Linked DNA regions of Homo sapiens: region 1 is linked to region 2. Evidence: chromatin contacts called from ENCODE Hi-C or POLR2A ChIA-PET data. All regions are on one chromosome and are shown on one strand. The core of a region is the stretch at or near the end of the contact, and the rest is flanking DNA. Distances in the headings are between cores, read along the strand shown.

Region 1 (4,656 bases), core at 2,157-4,656, 2.5 Mb before region 2:
GTGTTGAATACAGCAGCCTGTGGTGGACCATGACTCCGAGTCTAACATACAACTGGTTTTGCAGGTGAGAGTCACTTTGTAACATGTTTCAACACCTTCCTCTCCTGATAAGCAGTTTCTAGTCTGAATCAGGACTTTAAGAATATGCTGTATAATGTTTGTACCAATACGAAGCAAGTGTTTTCCTCTCTCACAGCCTTTTTTGTGATGATTAGAAACTTACCCTCTGGGCCATTCCTCCTGAAATTGCCACCTCCAGACCACCAATCTTTTAAAAATGTAAGGCTAATTATAAGCGTATTTTCACCTACAATGTGCGTGTGCGTGTGTGCCATGTGTGCACGTACATGAATAGCTGTACCAGGTAGGAGATCTCTCACACTTGGCTGGACACTCCAGCTACGCGGGAACAAGCACCTGAGCGGGGTCCTCAAAACCAACCAGGATTCCGCCCGCCGACGTCCTGGCTGTGACTGGCTTTGGGAAGTTTGACTCCATGCCATCCTTTGCTTCTCCACTCGGTTCTGATGAAGAAAACTGAATTGCGCTTCCACAATTCAGTGGCGGGAGAGGGTGGACCTCTCGAGTTCCCAGGGCCCCTCCTGTCACCTGCCCCAGAGCCCCGTGCAGGGCCACACTGACCCCCAGGGAAAGCTTGACACTTAAGGGTTAGAGGTCAAGGCTGGGTAGAGGGTTTTTAGTTTTTGTGTTTTTACACACAGAGAAAATGAGACTAATCACTGGTTTATAATAGATCAGGAGACTATCATTTCTTTTGTTCCAAAAAAATACACTTTTTTCTCTGTCATCTTTCACCATACGTGGTAATGTCCCGAGCTGTTTGTGCTCCTTACGATATAGGGGAATGTGTTCCCTTCCTGGGGCTTCTGCAGCAAATTCCCACACACCTTCTAAAATTGTTATGGATAAGAAACAGATTCTTACATAGGTCAGCTCCCACATATTTAGGCTGATGAAAAAGAAAATTGCTACAAATAGTATGAAGGAGGCACCCTTGCTTGAAATGCGTGTCGACACGTGCAGTCACAGGTTCCGTTTGGACTCAGATTTGGACTCTTTTGGGCAATGACGCAGGGAGGGCCTGAGCTGCCAGGACCCATCCCCTCTCGTAAGTCTGAGCCCCGTCTGCAGGAAGCTCTTGTTTTATCATCACGAAAATCACCTCACTTTTGACACATCATCTGCATTATTTGTTTTGCGAGTAGACCTTTTGCTTACAGGAAATGTGTTCATCATAGGGGAATATTTTATATTTTTGGAATAGCAATATCGGGTCTCAAAAACAAACCTTATATTTGAGTAGAAATTAGTCATGAAATTTCCCAGGCCCGTATGTACTTTCTGCACGCGTCCTGTGTCCCTGTATGACCTAGAGATGTTGAACCATCAGAGAACTGAGTTGAGAAGGTGGAGAAAAAGGCGGATTTGGAGTCCTGTCTGCCATCACTATTCAGGGTCCACCTGTGGCCGCTTTGGTGTGAGGGATAAACAGAGTGGACGCACCATAGCTGTGGGACCAACGTGTGCACAAGCTGGCGCACAGGACACAAAATTCCTCCTCATGCTTATGCTGCCCCCACCCTCGAAACCAGCCTGGGAAGTGGATACAGGGAAGTGGCTGCCGCTAGGTTATCCCCCGCCACGCACTTAAAGCAAAGTGCTGTGATTTAAAGATCAGCTTTCACTCTGCATCTGAAACGCCTCATTTCTAAGATGCGGCATTGTTCTACTCTCCGGTGAGAAGGGCTTCCCACGCCAATGGGAGGACACTACTGGTCCTAGTGGTGTCCCGCTTGGAGAGACATTAAGCATGAAGAAAATGCATCTATGATCAATAACGACGGTAGCTGAATCGTACTTAATTAGTTCTTAAATAACACTTATTATTTTGTAATTAGTGAAGAATATGATCTCCTATTAGCATAGAAGCAGGATGTAAAAAAATATGACATGAATTCCTAGCTGAGGAAAGACTATCGGGAAATTATTTATTTTCCAAGTTTTAGTGTCTTCTGAAATTAACTGGATAGATATGAAAAGTGTACATAGCCAGCTATCTTTGGCTCCCTCTGCTGAAACAGAAACAATCCATTTTAACTATGTTTAAAAAGCTCTCTCTGGGCGCCAGGCACTGTGCTAGGCCTGAGGGTTGGGAAGGTGTGTAAGGCACTGTTCTTGTTCTCACAGTATTCACCGCATCACAGGGAGGGGAATAAAACAATGGACTGTTCTGGGAGTTTCTGTAATAGAGACACAGGAAAATCCGCAGAAGTCACAGGCTGCTGGGAGCCTGGAAGCCATGGGGGTGAGGTCAGAGGCCCCGAGGTGAGGTCAGAGTCCCCGAGGTGAGGCCCCCAAGGCTCAGCTCCGTGGTGGCGGCTGCTGCTCTTTGTCCTCCCAAAGAGGCTGAGAGTGTTTATTCCAGTCCCAGGAAAGTTTCCCTCCCACCACATCTCTAGCAATGCCAGACATCAGTTTGTTTTCTACTTGTGTTAAAAAGAAATCTCATTTTTGTTTCGCTCTGTATTTCTCTGATTACTAGTGAGTTTGAACATTCTCTGCATTTCATTGCTTATTAGTAACTGTTTCGTGGGACTCTGTGACTCGCAATCTGGAAAGCAGCAGCTTGGTTTCTACAGCGGCCAACCAGCAACAGAAGCCTGGCAGGTGTACACAAAGTTACAACAAATGTGAACACCTTAATTGGCTGCTATTTGTCATTCTAGAATCAGGCAACACCTCTTTCTGCAAAACAGAATGAGTGCTCCAATGAGCCGAGCAGAGGAGGTTGGTTTATAAACAGACTGAGGAAAGCAGACACAGAGAACAAAATGCAGGCGGATGTGTGGTGGTTCCAAGATGACTTCCCCATAAAGGTTAAAGCAGACGGGACTTCCTCGTCATCTGGGCTAAACCTGGCCTGCTTGGAAGTTGGGCTGTTACCTCTCCTGATTGCTCAGAAGGTCAAATAAAGATCTTCATTTGGGCTTGGTACCATACTTCATACGGGGGCGTCTGCTGGGCCCAGTGCAGGAGCTCAGTCCAAACCAGTGTCCTCTTATCAATTTAATTTCACAACGTGAAGGCAAATTCTTCCCTCCTCAATTTTGTGAGTCCAATAACCCGTGTGTTTTTTATCTGTTAATCACACCAGACAGCATTGAATTGTAGAAACAATGCCGTAAACATTGGTTGGTGGGGACCTTACCCACCCATCCCCTCCTGTCTGCCCAGGGATGGGAATGGATACACACACACACAAACACACACACACACACACACACGGGATGGAGGGTTTCCAGATAGGGCTCTTAGTGACCAGGAGGCGGAGTGTAGGGCCCTGGCTGGTGTGAGCTCAGAGGGCTGGACTTCTCTCCAGGAACAAACAGCCTGCAGTACATAAGTGAGTCACACTAGGTCTGAATCAGACTTCAGGGTGGTCTTAATGGCTGTGCCTGCCCCTCTCTCCAGAAGGAAAAGAATGTAAAATTGAGACTATGTACATATTATGGTCCTGGGTTAAAGGCTCCCAGGAAATGAGAGATTGGGTGGAAAATTGGTACAAACTTAAGTGCAGAGACCAGGGTGGGGCGCTGCAGGGAGTGGCACCCGAGAGAAGCAGCCTCCCGGTGCTGCTGGTGGGTAGCACCAGGGCCAGCGCGGCTGCCCACAGCACTGACGCCCGCTCAGTGAAAGCTCCAGTGTGACTCATTCCTCCTCCAGAAATACTCCTTGGCCATGTGCATTCTGAGAAGTGAACAGGAAATTAGTGCAACACGGTTAGGGTTGAAAAACACAAATGTGAACAAGCTGGATGGTGGTTGTGGAGCCTGGTGAGGTGTGAACAGTAACTGAAATGCTAGCGGGCTGTGCAAGCAGTCTGTGCGTGCCGACATGACGTCACCTCCAGGATCCCTCTTTCCCTGGCAAAAGCAAGAAGGAGCATATCATCCACAGTGTGATGCCATTTATGTGAAGACAGAAAGGAGGGAAAAGAATACCCATGTGTCATTGTCTGAAGGTGCCCAGATGATTGTGCAAAGTCTGGAAGGAGCTGGAAATGCCAGCTGCCTCCCAGAAGGGGGCGGGGGGGCATCCAGGAGACCCCGGGGTTTCAGCACGCAGCCACTGTGCACTTTCTAGAGCATTTGAATCATTCAATGTGCAAGTGTGACATTTCAAAATAGTTAAGTAAAATTGATTACAAATATATCAGGAAGCTGAACCATGTCTTCTCTCTGCACTGGTGATCAAACTATGTACTGAAAACTTTAAACTCGAAAAACAAGCTCACACTGCCATTCGGGCCCCAAACGACAGGCAAAGGGAGGCCCAGAGGAGAAACTCTGAAGCCGAAGATTCCCAGAGGAGTGGCCAGGGGGCCTGGCCCACCCCATAACACCACAACAGGCCGCTTCCTCCCCTGGAATGCAAAAGTGCCTCCGGACATCAGCTTCGTTTTCTGTCCCTAAAAGGACTCATTCTCCCATCAAAGTGGTCCTGACTGGTTCCAGTTAGCCAAAGGTGTCATTGGAGGAGTAAGGCCTGGCGTCAGTTCTGCCGCACAGTGTCACTTAGAATCTAAAGCAGTAACTATGTGGGCTCACCCTTGGAATAAATGGGATGGCATGTAGC
Region 2 (4,385 bases), core at 1,333-3,832:
AAAGGTCACAAAGATGCAGGAGCAATAAGAGATTTTTCAGTGGTAGAAGAGAGTCAACAGTCCAGCAACAGAGGTGGCAGTTTCTCCAGTGGCAATGTCACCAGCAACAAAATTCTAGGCAGGCTATTTACGTGATATTGCCTTGGATGTGGCCCCAGCCAGCCAGCCTCTTTTGGTTGCTGCCTATTTTCTGAATCCAGTTCCCCAGCCTTCCCATCAATTCTGAAAGCCATCTATAGCCTTCCAATAAATTCCTTTTCTGCTTAAGTCAGCCAAGTCCATTGCCATGGTTGACAACCAAGAATCATGAATGGCACTGTGACACTCTGTGGGCAGGCCATCAGACTGCACTGCCAATGCGCATTTGCTTGTCTATATTCCCCACTATCTTGTTCATCATTTTACTCTAGTGCAATGGCTGGCACAAAGCAAGCATGCGGTAAATGTTTCCTGAATGCATTACTTAATTCCACTAGTCATCAGAGTTGGAAAGCAAGGAAAACGCTCAGTGGAGGACCACAGTGCATTCCTAAAAAACCAATCTCAACTACAGTCGAAAGAGTCACAACTATCAATTAGAAACATACAGCTTAATTTATTCGCCTATTCATAGATTTAGAAACTAGGCTTCTTCTCACTATCTGGGATACAAACCACCTTCTTAAAGGAGATGAGAAAGAGAAGAATCAAACTAGGAGAGTATATTTTATTAAGATTAGCGAGTTCTACTCTAATAAAACAAACCTAATCGGAATGAATGTTGGGGAAAATGTCCCTTCAACCAGGTGAATACCCACTAGTCCTTGAGACCTATCTCAAATCACATATCCTGCAAGAAGCTTTCACCACTCCCCACCATCAATCAGCCGTAACTTCCACTGTGCTCCCACATCTCTATTTTAGTAAGCAGAAAAAGGTATTATATATATTTATTTATGTGTCTATTCAACCAGATCTCAAAATCCTCTAGGGAAGTATATTACTATTTCCAACACCTAGAAGGGTGTTTGGCATAAAGCAAGAACCAGTGTTTTTGAAGTGGAGCCACTTTGCTCTGCTTAAAAGGTACCAATGGAACTGTCCTATTGTTTGCAACTTTTCTGTAAATCTTAATTTATTCCGAAATAAAGTTTAAAAAAAAATGCACCAGTAGCAACTGTGTTGTGAGCAATTATCACACCTGCCTTACATGTCACGCAAGAAGAAAGCTTTACCTTGTACCAGTAGCAGTAATTTTGTATATAGCAAAGTGAGTCTCAGTTTGTAAAAAGGGAATAATTCCTACTACACAAGATTGCTGTACTAAATGAAGCACAGTGAGTATGCCAAATGACATATAAGCTCTTCTTAATAAGGTTCTGATGAGTATATGTTAGGGCCCCTGTCTACAGTGTTCTAAATGGACCAGCACTTCACCACAAAACAGATACATACTACGACTAGGATGTCACCAGGCATAGACTGCAAAGCTGTAACTCAAATCACTATTAAGACTGTAATTACTTATAAAAGTATTCTACATGTGTGTCCACGGATGTGGGATGTCCTATTCCAAAACTCCCCAATGAAATAAATGGCTACTCAAAACCCAGCGCAACCGACAGAGGTCAGCGGCCACTGCACCCCGCCTCCACCAGCTTAAACTCCAGAAGGAGGCCAAGCACCCAGGGCGTGCTAGCTGGCTGGAAAGAGGTGAGCATCTACTGAGAAACCCACTGCTGCCCGCAGCGGTGTCAGGCAGCCGCGGGTCTCCCCGCAGTGGCGCAAAGCGAGCTGAAGTCGGGAATGGCTAGGACCCTTCGCTGCCACCGCGGTGCTTTCGGCCACCGCACTTGTGTGCCCTCCGCCCGCCCACACCAGCGTCGCTTAACGGAAGAAGGCGCGAGTAGCAGCGGCGCAGCCAGGGCACCTGGGGGTGACACGAGAGTGGGCGGGCGGTCCAGGGAGCCCCTGCTGGAAACCAGACGCTAAAGCTTGCAGCTGTGCAGCTAGGGGAGCATCTGTTTTCCACTTGAGAGCAACCCGGGCACGCGAGAACGGCCCGATTTCGGTGCAGGGGTGCGTCCCGAAGGAACGGGGGACTGTTTCTGCGCGGACAGGCGAACCCGGCAGGGGAAACCGAGGCCACGCTAGGTCCGCAGCCCCGAGGTGTCCACAAGAGCTCCGCTCGCGCAAGGGCGCGGAGCGAGGCTGCCCGCGGGACCGGCCTGCGGAGCGAGCGGGTGAGAGGGCAGGGCGGCAGCTGGGGCCTGGGGGAGGAGGGCGGCGAGGCAGCGTGAGCGAACGAGCGAGGGTGTGTGTCCGGGCGTGAGTCTGGGCGGGTGTCGGGAAGGAAGGCGACAGGGAGGGGCGGAGGCGGGGGGAGGGGGGAGGAGAAAGAGCGAAGGGCCCAGACGGGGCTCTGGGCGCCCAGCCGCCCGGCTTCGAGCCCTCAAGCCACCGCCCCCAGGCCCCGCGCTGACGCTGGACGGTCCCCGCCTCCAAACCCCCCGCCCCGGCCAGAGAATAACTTACCTGTTTGGCGACGGAATCGCTCCTGCTCGCCCCTCTGACTGACTCCTCCGGCTCACCGTCTTCCCTTTGGGAGGAAGAGGCGGGACATCCTGTTTCTCCGTCGAAGGACTTCCGGTGGCTTCCAAGGCGACTCCGTAGTGGATGCAGCGCCGGACGCCACAGCCGAAAAACAGAATCTTGGAACTGGTTTAGTACAATCCAGGTCGAGTTCCTTGTTTTTTATCCGAGTGGCCGGCAGGCCCATGTGCTGTCTTGTTTTTAACACATCAGCTCTTGCCGGAAGCCGCTAAGAGATAAAATAGGAAGTCCCACCCTTCCCTTAGAGAAGGAAAACGGAGAGCCGAAGGAGTCAATCTAAATTCGATGAGCGCGTCGGGCTCCAAGGCAGGCGCTGTCAGCCCGGGAGGGCTGTCTGGGATTTCTAGAGGGTCCCAGAACGGGTTCTTCCCAGGCCGATCCCGCCTGCTTCCTGCCCCGTCTCTCCACCCGCCTCCCGCCCTCTGTAAGGGACCCCGAGGGCGGCGCCGGAAACACGGAGAAGGCCCAGAACGGCGCGGGACCCGAGAGGCCTACGTTGGCAAACGCAGCCCGCTGCCCCTTTGCTCGCTTCCCCCGGGCCTGGAGTGGCTCCTGTCGCTTCTGGCGCTCCGATTTCGAGAAATGACTTTCAGCTGTGCAAGGCGAGAATGCTACTTTAGATGATGAGAAAAAATCTCTCGAATGGCTCCCAAAATGAGGTCCTTGTTTAAGAGGCCACAGGAAGCCGCTAGCCGAACTCTGATACCAAAGAGGAGGCCAAGAAGCGGACTGTGGCTTGGTGACCTGTTTGGTATTGCCAAATTTTCAGCTTTTATTAAAGCTGAAACACCTTGGCTGTTTAAAACGTTCGACAAGGACTTTTTTATGAACGTTAACGGCACAGCATACGGGTTTTTTGGAAAAAAAAAAAGGCAGGACTTCAGCCCGTCCGCCCCCTTGTGCAGGTCCATTCATGAACCTCGAGTTAGAGGCCTTTCTTCTGAAACTCAGAATCTAGTAGGGAAGACCTGTGTAGACGAATAAAAATAAATACATCACAGCTTGTTAAGTGCTGTGACAAAGAGGCAGTGAAATCCTGCTTGAGGTCATCTGCCTTGCTAAAGAGGTTTGACTATGTTGTAGGCACAGGGTTAGGGTTAGACTCTGTAATGGGAAGTTATGTGATCAGATTTCTGTTTAGGAAGATCACTGGCCAGGCGGGGTGGCTTACGCCTGTAATCCCAATACTTTGGGAGGCCGAGTCGGTGGATTGCTTGAGGCTAGGATTTTGAGACCAGCCTGGGGAAACCGCGTCTCTACTAAAAATTTGAAATTAGCCAGGCATGGTGGTGCGAGCCTGTAATTCCAGCTACTTGGAGGCTGAGGCGGGAGAATAGCTTGAACCCAGTGGCGGAGGCTGCAGTGAGCCGAGATTGCGCCACTGCACTCCAGCCTGGGCGACAGAGCGAGATTCCGTCTCAAAAAAATCATTGTAAGTAATTGGATTTTTGTGTGTGTGTGATGTTCTGAAGATAGGCTTTCTAGGCCAAATCGTCACTCAAGGCCAATTCGAACACAATTCAGTTTAAATCAGAATACATTCGAGTGATAATTCCTTACCTTTTTAAATAGTTCATAGAAAACTTTTTGTAGACATTATCTGGTTTAATTCTGATTGTAATCCACATGAATTCTCTTATCCACAGTAAGGAACAGTAATTTAGAAGACTAATAAACTGTTCCAAGATCACACAGCTAGTAAAAGTGGAACTCAACCTAAAACTCCAGAGTCAAGCTTTTCCATCATGTAGACTCAGTTTAATAGTAATAGTTAATTAAAAATTCTAGAGAAA

The links. Hi-C counts contacts between places; a loop is a spot of excess contacts on that map. ChIA-PET counts read pairs that join two places held with the same protein, here RNA polymerase II (POLR2A). Pooled maps may share reads with other maps.
Region 1: a map of CD14-positive monocyte shows a loop between it and region 2 (7-fold over the local background). The contact joins the enhancer-like site here to the promoter of ZNF407 in region 2. A Hi-C loop is called at or near these places in 1 of 168 maps with a recorded cell type or tissue (CD14-positive monocyte), 2 of 37 single-sample maps with no recorded cell type and 9 of 50 pooled maps. POLR2A ChIA-PET finds 5 or more read pairs at or near these places in 1 of 52 experiments (activated T-cell).

The regions. Positions count from the first base shown.
Region 1 is chr18:77,066,666-77,071,321 of GRCh38, reverse strand. All of the region lies in intron 2 of MBP (myelin basic protein), which reads left to right. Among named protein-coding and RNA genes, the nearest start is that of MBP, 64 kb to the left of the region's middle. RefSeq lists enhancers at 1,041-1,220, 3,909-3,998. Within about 2 kb of position 3,406, at least 36 of the 41 ENCODE cell types and tissues checked have a DNase peak (open chromatin) inside an H3K27ac peak, as active enhancers do; they include CD14-positive monocyte, where a contact is called at or near this core.
Region 2 is chr18:74,596,067-74,600,451 of GRCh38, reverse strand. ZNF407 (zinc finger protein 407) reads right to left here and starts at 2,582. Exons shown (of 9, transcript NM_017757.3): 1 at 2,515-2,582. It overlaps ZNF407-AS1 (ZNF407 antisense RNA 1), which reads left to right and starts at 2,617. Exons shown (of 2, transcript NR_024484.1): 1 at 2,617-4,024. RefSeq lists enhancers at 1,587-1,806, 2,597-2,806 and a silencer at 2,197-2,496.